Linked DNA regions of Homo sapiens: region 1 is linked to region 2. The links are chromatin contacts, found by Hi-C or POLR2A ChIA-PET in ENCODE. All regions are on one chromosome and are shown on one strand. The core of a region is the stretch at or near the end of the contact, and the rest is flanking DNA. Distances in the headings are between cores, read along the strand shown. Region 1 overlaps LOC101928438 (a long non-coding RNA gene). Region 2 has its middle 33 kb from the start of SEC61B.

Region 1 (6,089 bases), core at 3,322-5,821, 470 kb after region 2:
AGCAAGATCCCATCTCTCAAAAAAAAAGAAAAATTAGCTGGGCATGGTGCCACATGCCTATAGTCCCACACTTAGAAGGCTGAGGTGAGAGGATGGCTTCAGCCCGGGAGTTCAAGGCTGCAGTAAGCTATAGATCGTGACAGAATGAGACCCTGTCTTAAAAAAAGAGAGAGATACAGAAAGAAAATGTACTTTTACATCACACTGTACACAAAATCAATTCTATGTGGATTAAAAGCATAACTATGGAAGAGAGTACTATAACATTAAAGAAGACAGTGTAGAAGAACATCCTTAACACCTTGAGGAGAGAAATTTTTCTTTACAAGACTCAAAGGGCACAATTATTCAAAGAAAAGTTTGATAAATTTGACTGTATCAAAATTAAAATTATCTATTTACTATTAGGCACTATAAAGGTAGTGGAAAACAGAATGGGAGAAGATATTTGAACCCATGTAACTCAGAAAATTGATATCCAGAATATATTAAAAAAAACTCGTACAAACCAATAAGAAAAGAAAACCCAAGAGAACTATGAGCAAAAGATTTGAACAAGCACGCCATAGAAGAGACCCCATATGAAAAGATGTTCTGTCTCATTACTAGTTGGAAAAATTTATATTAAAACCAAATAAGAAAGATTCTCAAACTCACCAGATTAGCAAAAATTGTATCTGATAATATCAACTGAGCATTGGCAAGGATATGATGCAACCAGCATTCTTACACGTTGCTAGTAGAAGCATAATTTGGTACAACCATTTTGGAAAACAATTTGGCATTACCCATATATTTGAAGAGATACACACCAATGACCCGACAGAATTACTCATGCATTATAAAGAAACTCTTAGACATTTGTAATAGAAATTGTGTTATTAAAATATTCTTTACATTACCATTTACAGTAGGAAAAACTGGAATTTGCCCAAATGTTTATCATGGACAATAAGTTGTGGTGCATTCATATAATGAAATACTTGACAACAATGTAGATGAATACAATATAACACAATGACATAGAAAAAACATAGGGATTTAATACTGGGTGAAAAAACAAATTACAGATAAATGTGTTCACATTTTTTAGTCCATTTAAATATTGATTAAAATATCCACTAAACTGTATGCTCTTTAGGAATATAACCAAATATGGTAAAATTATAAAGAGAACTAAGATACAATAAACACAAGATTTAGGAGGGTGATCACATGGCCTCTGTAGGGGTAATGAAGAGGATGAGGTGGGAAATAAGAACACAGAGGCCTCCAAAGATAATAGCAATGTTCTTTATCTTAAATTGAATGATAGGCATATGGGTGTTAATTTATGATGATTTCGTATAACTTTTATAAATTTTTGTACATATATTCAACATTTAATACACAGTTTTTTAAAAAGAACATCTGCTGACACATAAAAATACATGATATTCTGTTAAAATGATCATTATAAATAATACACGGTAGTGGCATGGAAACATGCTTTTGATATATTATTTAAAAATTAGAAAAGAAAATTATGTATCAAAAAATATGATTACAACAACACAAAAATTATAGTTATAAATGGGCATGAAGCAAGGGAAAATAAAGACATGATTTTTAGTTTTTCTTCTTTATTTCTATCTCCATTAATGTGGTCATAATTCTGTGCCAATAATGAAATGATATATTTAAAACAGAAAATTGATGCTCTAAACAGGTCTCCCATTAAAGCTATTTAGACTATGGGCCAAATAATCAAGGTACCACCATTCACCTGGTGGCAATTTATCTCCACTGCAAAGTAGCCAAGGGAAAAAAATCAATGTCCTTATTGCTGCATTTGTGAGCCTTGCTTTATATAACAACCAAAACATGCCTCATCAGCCTCCCTCATCCATGTTACCTTCATCCTTGCAGCCATAGAAACACAGCACCTACAGCACCTAGACAGCTGAGAAAGGCCACAAAATCTTCTCGAAAGCCAACTCTGCAATCCAATGACCTCATTTTGTAAAAGGCATTGATAGTAGTTCTACAAAAGAGAAAAGTTATGATCAATTTATTCTTTGTTACTAATGGACAAAGAGAGAAAATATAACTTAAGGAAGCTGTATCAGGTTCTATTTGATTTGCAACCAAAACTGTTCTTACTATTCTGCATTTAAGTGTCATGGATAATTCAAAGTCATTAGAGACACATAATCTCAACCACATTAAGAAATAATCTAAATGTTTTTAAAAGTGATACAAAAAGTAGTGAGGAGTATTATTACTTCCAGTTGTACCTGCCCAAATATTTAAGTTTGCAAAAGAATAGAAAACGAAGTGCAAATTATTGATGGTGTTGAAATGACTTTAAATCACAACTGAAGTGTTCATACCATCAAACTTGGAAGGAAAAAAATCAATACTGCTATATTGAAGTTAAGAATAAATTAGAGGCATGTAAAAGTCTGGAATAACAATATGCTATAAAAATTACTGATATAAAAATATGCCATTTAACAAATTTGATACTACAGAGGCATAAAATTCTACATAGAGTCTGGAAGCAACCATGTGAACATAAGGAGGTAGCTGGGGTAGTGCCAACATGGTTAATTCAGAAAGAAACTCAAATTTATAACTGGTTAGGTTTAATTTCTGTTTTGAAGATAAATTACATGCCAGAAATCTATATGCTTCCATTTTTTCTACTGATATTTAAAGGTAAAAACTGGACAATATAAAAAATATATTTTCAGTAAATATTTTCCCTCTTTTCTCCCTCAAATCTCATGAATACCTCAGTTCACACACATATGCACACACACACACACACACAGACACACACACATTTAGATGCATACCTCCCAAGCTAGATTTTCAGTAATGAACAGGTTACCAACTATAATGTAATATATAGGTAGAAAATACAGTAATTGTTTAAAAACTACTTGCATAATTTCGGTGTTTAAAAGAATGTTCAAAGATTTTTAAAGAAATTTATTTATGAAAAGTTGGAAAAGAAGCCTAAGTTGATTGACAGTTTGGAGTTTGTGTTTCCACCATCTGATCATAGCCAAAATGCAAATGCGATTAAGTTCTGAAAGACAGGAATTGCAAAGTGTCTGCAGCTTATTAGAATCTTCCCTCTAGGTACCATTCAGCAAGGGCATCAATCAAAGGTGACCCCCCCGCTTATTGTGATAGGAGCCTCTTAGATTAAGGAAGGGGAAATATCTGGTTTATTGGTGGAATTATTATTGAAAGATCAGATTCTAAATTCATGCCTGGGATCAACAGGAAAAAGAACAGAGGTGGTTTATCTCACGGTATGGCATACAAGGAGAAAATGATGGCAGAGGTGCCATATCTTTGTCCTAAGCAAATTCTGCAATTACCTGCATCATTAGGAGATGAAACACACTCACACACATATACACATACATTTACAAGTACATTTCTTCATGTACATAAAAGTTACATAAATGCAAAACCCAATGTGTATAATCATTCAACAAAGATATTCAGCAGCTCATTTAGAAAATCAATTTTTATGCATCCATTTGACAAACTGAGTCATAATTATAAGTACCACACGTTGTTCTAGGCACCTAAAGATACAAAATAAGAAGAATTGGTCATGCTCCAATCTTATTCACAATCTAAACTAAAAGATATAAAAATCATCTAGTGGAGGAATGTACAAAGTATTATGAAGGCATAGAGAAAAAATAACTAACTCTTCCTAAAGGAACTCATAGAGCTTTCTCAGAAGAAGTGACATTTGCTTTTGGTCTTGAAAGACAGATAAGGATTTGTCAGGTGAGAAGATTGGTAAATACATTCCATTCATCAATTAATCAACAAACAGGGTCTTTTAGTTTTTCCAGGATCTGTGCATGTTACTTAGAATAGAAATACATGCCAAATTGCACATTCCAGGAGATGTAGTCTAGCAGTTTGGAGGCAGGTGAGTAAGATCCCATAAAGAAACAGATTGAAGGGAATGGTAATGGATATTGCGATTCAAAGGAATACTACAGGAAGTTATCTTACAAGATGAATAATATCTTTCTAAATCACTCTCTTGGGAGTTCTATTTCCACATGGGATGTAAAAAGCTAAAAATATATCTGTCCAACGTTCACAACAATAAAGCCGGATAGACTACAAATCAGAGCTTTTCTTGAACTATTAGAGAGTTGCAATCATAGGACAAGTAACCTGAATTCTAAGGAAAGATGGGCCCTCCAAGGAGAGCCAGGACATGACCTCTGGTTCACCTGAGCCAAAGCACCAGAGAAAGAGACACTGGGTGGAATATAAGTGGGTAAGAATTCAGCAAAAAAATTTAACTAATTGCAAAAGGTCAAATGTGACCTAGCTTTTACCTCTCTCAACTCATGGCAGCTACACTGCAACCATTTGAAATAATAGGTTTGTATAGAAAGGCAGCAGCTTATTTCAGTTCAGGAATAGCTGGGTTTTCCAACCCTGTCAGCCCCTGCATTTCTAGACTCTCTCTATTCCCTCTGTTTTTGCTCTCAAACCAGCTAATTCTTGCCTGATTTCAGCTTATTCTTGGAAGATGTTGCTTAAAACAGAAAGTAAAAGCCAAAACACGCTAGCACTCTGGCTCCTTGTAACCACTTCCCCTCAAGTACTCACATAAGGATCAAATAAGTGATCTTGTGTTCATTGAACACAAGAAAAAGTCTTCAAGTGGTTAAAAAAAAATGCTTATTGTGAGACTATACTAATTCATTAACTTCTATATATCTAAGAATCCCAATCTATTCCTATTTCAAAATCATTACTAACAGAAAACAAAACAGGACTAGAAACAAAATAGAGTACAGAAATACAACCATATATAAAGCAATTCAATGACAAAAGAAAAATCTCTTCAACGACTGGGTTGGAATAACTGGATATCCAAAACAAAAAGGGAGAGAGAAAGAACCTTGACCCCTACCTCACACCACATCCAAAAAAACCCATATGAGAAGGGTTATAGAGTTAAATGTAAATATAAAATAATACAGTTACAAAGGAAAAAAAAGTGGAAGAAAATGTTTGCAACCTTGCAATGGGCAAACATTTTTCAAGAACATACAAAGCATAAACCATAAAATAAAAACACTAATAGACTGTACTACCTAAAACTGTAAAACATTTGCTCATCAAGACACCGTCAAGAAAATAAATCACAAGCCACGCACTGAGAAAAAAAATTCAGTAGATAGATAGATATGTAGATAGAGCTATATATAGTGAATATTTTAGATATAAAAATATAAAATATATATACATTATATATTTTTATAATTTATACTTTATATATAAATTATATATATTATATATTTATACTTTATATATAAATTATATATATTATATATTTATAATTTATACTTTATATATAAATTATATATAATATACTTATATATTTTATATATTATAGATAATATATTTATGTATTATATAAATATAAAATTTATATATAAAATATAAAATATATCTATATATAGTGAATATTATGTATATATATAATATATATCTCTCTGACAAATACATTGCATATAGAACATACAAAGAAATTCTATAAATCAATAATAAAAAGACAAATCATTTTTTAAAGAAGACTTGGACAGCCACAAAAGAAGATATACAAATGGCCAACAAGCACATATAAAGATACTCAACTTTATTATTTATAAGTTTCATGCAAAGTAAAACACACACATATACACACATACACACATACATGACTGAAATTTTTTAAGAAAAGATTAACAACATCAAATGTTGGAAAGAATGTGGAGCAATCCAAATTTTCATATATTGCTGCTGGGAGTATAAAATGATGCAATAACTTTGGAAAACTGTTTAGTAGTTTCTTAAAGAGTTAAACATATGTCTACCCTGTGGCCGGGCAATTCTACTCCTAGATATTTTCCCAAGAGAAACGAAAACCTATGCTTACATAAAGCCCTATATAAAAATGTTCATAGCAGCTTTATTCATAATAGCCAAAAACTAGAAAAAACCCAGATGTACGTCAACAGGCAAAAGTGTTTTTTTAAAACTGTGGCATATTCAAAGAATAGAATATT
Region 2 (5,981 bases), core at 473-2,972:
CTTCATTTTCCTCCTTCCATCCACAGTTTGCAAAGCCCCTTGGAGTGCTCCCTCTACTCCTAAGAGGAAGAAAATATGGACCCCGGAAAGCAGGCAGAAGGGTTAATAACCAAGGGAGCTGGAAAGAGGGAGAGAGAGAAGGGAGCCCACAGAGGAGATACTCACTTAAGGTTGCCAAAGTGAGATGAAATAGACCACTATTAAGAGTCAAGGCGACGGAGAGTGGAGGGTGGGAGGAGGATGAGGATCAGAAAACTATGCTTATTACCTGGGTGATGAAATAATTTGTGCACAAAACCCCGTGGCACGCAATTTACCTATATACCAAACTTGCACATATACCCCGAACCTAAAATAACAATTTTAAAAAAGAGAATGCTTTGCCTGTTGTATTAGTCTGTTCTTGTACTGCTATAAAGAAATACCTGCCTGGCGTGGTGGCTCATGCCTGTAATCACAGCACTTTGGGAGGCCAAGGCAGGCAGATCACGAGGTCAGGAGATCAAGACCATCCTGGCTGATACGGTGAAACCCCATCTCTACTAAAAATACAAAAAATTAGCCGGGCGTAGTGATGGGCGCCTGTAGTCCCAGCTACTCAGGAGGCTGAGGCAGGAGAATGGTGTGAACCCAGGAGGCGGAGCTTGCAGTGAGCCAAGATTGCACCACTGCACTCCAGCTTGGGAGACAGAGCGAGACTCTGTCTCAAAAAACAAACAAACAAAACAAAACAAACAAACAAAAAAAGAAATACCTGAGACTGGGTAATTTATAAGAAAAAAGGTTTAATGGGCTAATGGTTCTGTAGGCTGTACAGGAAGCATGGCAGCATCTGCTTCTGGGGGGCCTCAGGGAGCTTTTACTCATGGAGGAAGGCAAAGTGGGAGTAAGCATCTTACATGGCAGGAGCAGGACTGAGAGAGAGAGGAGGGAGGTGCTGCACGCTTTCAAACAACCAAATCTTGTGAGAACTCTATCACGAGAACAGCACCATGAGCATGGTGCTAATTAACCATTCATGTAGCATCCACCTCCATGACCCAATCACCTCCCACCAGGCCCCACCTCCAACACTGGGGATTATCATTTGACATGAGATTTGGGTGGTGACACAGATCCAAACCATATCACCTGTCCTCTGGACTCTCTGTGGTCTCTGTGTGTGTGCTTGTGTGTCTGTTTGTGTCTCTGTATGTGTCTGTGTGTATATGCTTGCTTGTCTAATTACTTAAATGAGTGTAGTAATTAATGTCTATAACCTCTTGCCTTTCTTAATGTCAGGGGCATACTAACAGAGTTACAGGTCTAACTCCTCCATTTCACAGAGGAGGGGCGTACCAACAGAGTTGTAGGTCTAACTCCTTTTACAGGAGGGGCAAAGCAACAGGAGAATAGGTCTAACTTCTTGTTAGGAGTTAAGCCTATAACTCTATTCGTACGCTCCTCACATTAAGAAAGGCAAACTGAGGCCCACATAGGGACCTGGGAGTGCCCAAGGTCACCTGTTTCTAAGTCACAGAGCTGGGATTTCCCACATTTACTTGATTCAGAGACTTTCCAGAGGCCCTCACCCCCTCCTCCTGCCTGGATGCACATTCGAGCAGCCACCTTGCCTCCCTGCAGTTGGTGAAAACCACAGGGTGGGCCTGCAGGGGAGACAAGGCCCCATCGGCTTTGGGGCTCACCCAAACAGATGGCCCCGTGTGGGGAGAATGACACGGCAGAAAGGCACTTCACGCCCAAGGCCCCACCAACGCACCTGCTTTTGGTTTCAGTCTTTCTCTCTCAGCAGAATCAAAGTTTCCAGGGGAATCCCTCTTGCCTTCAGTGGATCGCCCCTCGAGGCAAGTAGCTTGAGTCACTCACCGCAGCACTGGGATGGTGGCCACAGGGCTGGTTGGCTGGGCCGTCTGGAAGGCGGTTTCCCTCTTCACGTCTGTCTAGAGGTGGTATCGTGCTCTGTGTGTCTCCTCGTGCCACCCACCCTCCCCATTCTCCTCCTAGTTGGATTGTTCTAAGCCACAGCTGTGACCATGCCATTCCCCTAGAGCCCACAGAGTGGCATCCAAACTTCCTAGCAGGGTATTCAGGGAACTTTTCCAGCCCACTGTGGCCACGCTGTGTGTCTTACACAATGGGGATGCCTTTGTTGTTTCCAGAGAACACTAGTCACTTTTGTATCTCTGTGCTTTTGCATAAGCTGTTTCTCTTGTCTAGATTTTTCTTCCCAATCTGGACTGCTTGGAACACTCTCTCCTCATTCTTTTCTTTAAAAAAGTATTTATTTAAAAAAATTGTGGTAAAATTAACGTAACATCAAATTTAACATTTGAATCATTTTTGAGTGTTCAGTCCAGTGGCGTTAAGTACATTCAGATCGCTGTGCAACCTTCACCACTATCCATCCACAGAACTTATCTTTCAAAACTACAGCTCCGTACCCCCTAAGCAATAACCCCCTAGTCCTCCATCCCTCCCCACCCCATGGCAACTACCATTCTACTTTCTGTCTCTATGAATTTGACTACCTTAAGTTACTTGTATGAGTGGAATCTTACAGTATTTATCTTTTTGTAACTTTTTCACTTAGCAAGTCTTAGAAGTTCATCCATGCTGTTGCATGTCAGAACTTCCTTCCTTTTTTAAAGCTTAATAACATTCCATTGAATGTAAATACCACATTTTGTTTATGTATCCATCCATTGATGGACACTCTGGTTGATTCCATCTCTGTTGGCTATTGTGACTTAATTTGTGGCCTAACATATGGTCTATCCTGGAGAATGTCCCATGTGTGCATAAGAAGAATGTGTATTCTGTTGTTGAGTGGAGTGGTCTGCGTATGTCTGTTAGATCTAGTTGTTTTCTTGGGTTGTTCAAGCCCTTTAGTTCCTCACCTGTTTTCTGTCTGGTTGTTCTATCCATTACTGAGAGTGGGATATTGAAGTTTCTGACTGTTATTGTATTATTTCTCCCTTCCATTGTGTCCATTTTGGCTCATGCATTTCAACAGTCTATTATTAGGTTTGTAAATGTTCCTCTTCATTCTTATAGACTCTCTTTGAATGCTGCCTCCTTTGATGCCCCCATCCTTGCCTCCTCCAGCCCTAGTCACTCTCCTCTGTGCTTTCACTGTAACTTGTACACACCTCTGTGTACCACATTCTGCTTTACTGAATAATTTACTGGTTGTCTTTCCAGTGAGTCTCAGAGGACACAGAATTTTGTCTTATATATGCTTGCACCTCTAGAATCTGGCACAGTTTTTGGCTCACAGTAAGTGTCCAGTGAACATTTGTTGAATAGACCTTTGTTATGGAATGCAATTGTGTTACTCATGTTCTTCCTGGGGTAAAAATAATTACAGTTGGAAATCCTCAGCATATCCTTGCCATAAGGATAAGGTAAAAGTGCTTATGGCCTCCAAGGTGCTTGTTCTTCTCCCTCATTTGATCCTTGTCACAACCCTATGAGGAGGTTGGGCAGGGGCTTGCAGATTCATTTTACAGACAAGAAAACTGAGGCTCAGAGAGGCAAGGTATCTTGATAAAGATGAAGATGGTAAGAGGCAGAGCTGGGACTTGAGCCAAGGCTAGTCTGGCTCCTGACCAGAACTCTTTTCTCTGTACCCGCTGCCCTTGTAAGCTCTGTTTGTGACTACCATGGCTGAGATCATGATCTCTGTACATGGGTAAGGTTGAAACTGGGACAAGTGGGAGCTGAGGTCTTTGCACTCTTTTCTTTTGCAGAATTTCAGGTTTGCCTTTGGAGGTGCTATAAGGAGTTCCAAGTGAATATGTGAGAAACACATCACTCTATCCATTGTAGGATGACGAACACTGAGTAACTTGCTCAATATGGCACAGGTAGGAGTTGGGGCTCCAGTCTGAGCTTCCTGGCCCTGAGCATAATGTACTCATCATTTGTTCTGACGTATCCTGGGCTGTCTTGGGATACTTCTGCCCAAGAAGGAGCTTTCCTTATTTTGAATTAAAATCTGCCCGTCGTGTCCACCCTGCCCCCTCCTACCTCTGTCCTCTGGAGCCCCACAGGGTGAATCTGCCCTCTCCACTCCTAACAACCCTCCAGGGATGTGGTGATATTGACAGCATTCCCCTGAGTTTCTTCTCAGGCTGAATGACCCCAGTGCCTTCAAGCTTCTCAGCTGCTTTTCCAGGGACTTGAAGTCCAGGACCCTCCCTATTGGGCCACCTCTTCCAGATGTACTCCCATTTGTCCATCAGCTGAGGCTGAGTGACAGGGAGGCACACACCTCACAGGGTGTTGCTGGGTTGGCAGGCAGAAAGACTGGAGGGGCTCTGATTGTGGCTTCTTTGAATAGATGCGCAACTGGCTGTCAGGAGGAGAGTGGAGGGGCAGGAGGAGGAGGAGAAGGAGGAGGAGTCAGCAGTGAGATGGAACAGAAATTGAGGGGCAGGGTTACCGTGGGCCTGCTTCTCTGGGAGGCTCCTGTTCAGATCAATCCACCTGGCCCTGTGCTGGTCACGGAGTGAGCCACTTGTAGGGAGAGTGTTGGACATTTACAGACCGTTCCCCTTATGTGTTTGGACATGGTGTTTTGCAGAGTCCATATTCTGGCCCTCTAGACTTTGGTTACCTGGAATTCTGTTTATAGCCCTTTTACCTCCTGCTCCAAGGATCTTCTAGAAATGGCCAGCTTTGCCAGCCCCTTGGTTGGTTTTGACAGAGCCAAGGGAAAACAAGAACAAGGAATGGCTAGCGAGGCTCCAGTAGGGCTTTTGGGTTTATTTTCACATAAGCTGATGATAGTAATTGCACTACCTTATAGGATTTTTGAAAGTAAAAAGGTGATGCATAAGTGCTTTGTGTAATGTGGCTCTGTAAAGGGCAGCTGCCCTTGGCCAGGTGCAGGGGCTCATTCCTGTAATCCCAGCACTTTGGGAGGCCAAGCCAGGCAGATCACTTAAGGTCAGGAGTTTGAGACCAACCTGGCCAACATGGTGAAAACCCACATTTATATTGCAAAAATACACACACACACAAAAATTAGCTGGGTGTGGTGGTGCACGCCTGTAATCCCAGCTACTTGGGAGGCTGAGGCATGAGAATAACTTGAACCAGGGAGGTGGAGGTTGCACTGAGTTTGCACCACTGCCCTCCAGCCTGGGTGATGGAACGAGACTCTGTCTCAAAAAAAAAAAAAAAAAAAAAAAAAAAGGCAACTGCTCTTATTTTTCATCCTGCTAGGGGCACCTGGTGGCTCCTAGAGATGTTCTCCTCATGGGACTTTGGGCTTCTGAGTGAGGTGTATCACTCTACGCTTTGAAAGCATTTTGTGGGTTAAGAACTGGATCAGACAGCGGGACTGGATTTCAGCCCTGCTCTAAGTTTTTGTGTGACCTTGGGCAAGCGCTTTCCTCTCTCGGTGCCTCCATTTTCTCTCCTGTGCCATGAGGAGTGTGGGTGAGAAGATCTTTGGGGTTCTTCGGCCCCTGAAGCTGGGGGATCTGGGTCATGGCAGGGTGTTACTTTCTGACGCTTTGACTCTTTCTGTGGGGAAGAGCATCTCCCACAACTTCGCCTGGTGCCAAGTTGGTCTGCTGCTTTTCTAGACAGGCCTCACTAGCCAGCACCTGCTGGAAGTGGGTCTGGAACTGGGAGTTCCAAGGCCAAGACTGCCTGTTCCCCTTTGCCTGAGGACAGGAGCTGGCACTGCTGCCTCCATGCTACATGCCCTGATGACACCCCCAGGAAAGGGACGCTGCCTGGATTGCTCTCAGGTTCTCTCCCTGCCTTCCCCAGGCAGCCTGAGCCCTGCCCTTAAGTCATGGGGAGAGTTCAGCATGTCCTCCTATGGCACGTGGCAAGACGGCAGTAAAACCCAAGCCCTCCTGGAAGGCAGGTGATCCTCACCAACTAGCCAGGCCTGACTCAAAGCCTCGCCTGCCAGCCCTCAAACCAGCTGTCCTCTGAGTTACTACACAGAAATCATTCTGCGA

What was found. A loop is a pair of places that touch in the nucleus more often than their neighbours do. ChIA-PET counts read pairs that join two places held with the same protein, here RNA polymerase II (POLR2A). Pooled maps may share reads with other maps.
Region 1: a pooled map shows a loop between it and region 2 (2.4-fold over the local background). The contact joins two enhancer-like sites. A Hi-C loop is called at or near these places in 4 of 37 single-sample maps with no recorded cell type and 5 of 50 pooled maps. POLR2A ChIA-PET finds 5 or more read pairs at or near these places in 1 of 52 experiments (activated naive CD4-positive, alpha-beta T cell).

Annotation. Positions count from the first base shown.
Region 1 is chr9:99,716,265-99,722,353 of GRCh38, forward strand. It overlaps LOC101928438 (a long non-coding RNA gene), which reads right to left. Exons shown (of 7, transcript NR_109802.1): 3 at 1,895-2,023. All of the region lies in intron 2 of LOC124902234 (a long non-coding RNA gene), which reads left to right. Among named protein-coding and RNA genes, the nearest start is that of NR4A3, 100 kb to the right of the region's middle. Within about 2 kb of position 4,572, at least 5 of the 41 ENCODE cell types and tissues checked have a DNase peak (open chromatin) inside an H3K27ac peak, as active enhancers do.
Region 2 is chr9:99,252,254-99,258,234 of GRCh38, forward strand. No RefSeq gene overlaps it. Among named protein-coding and RNA genes, the nearest start is that of SEC61B, 33 kb to the left of the region's middle. RefSeq lists enhancers at 1,376-1,935, 2,066-2,125. Within about 2 kb of position 1,723, at least 5 of the 41 ENCODE cell types and tissues checked have a DNase peak (open chromatin) inside an H3K27ac peak, as active enhancers do.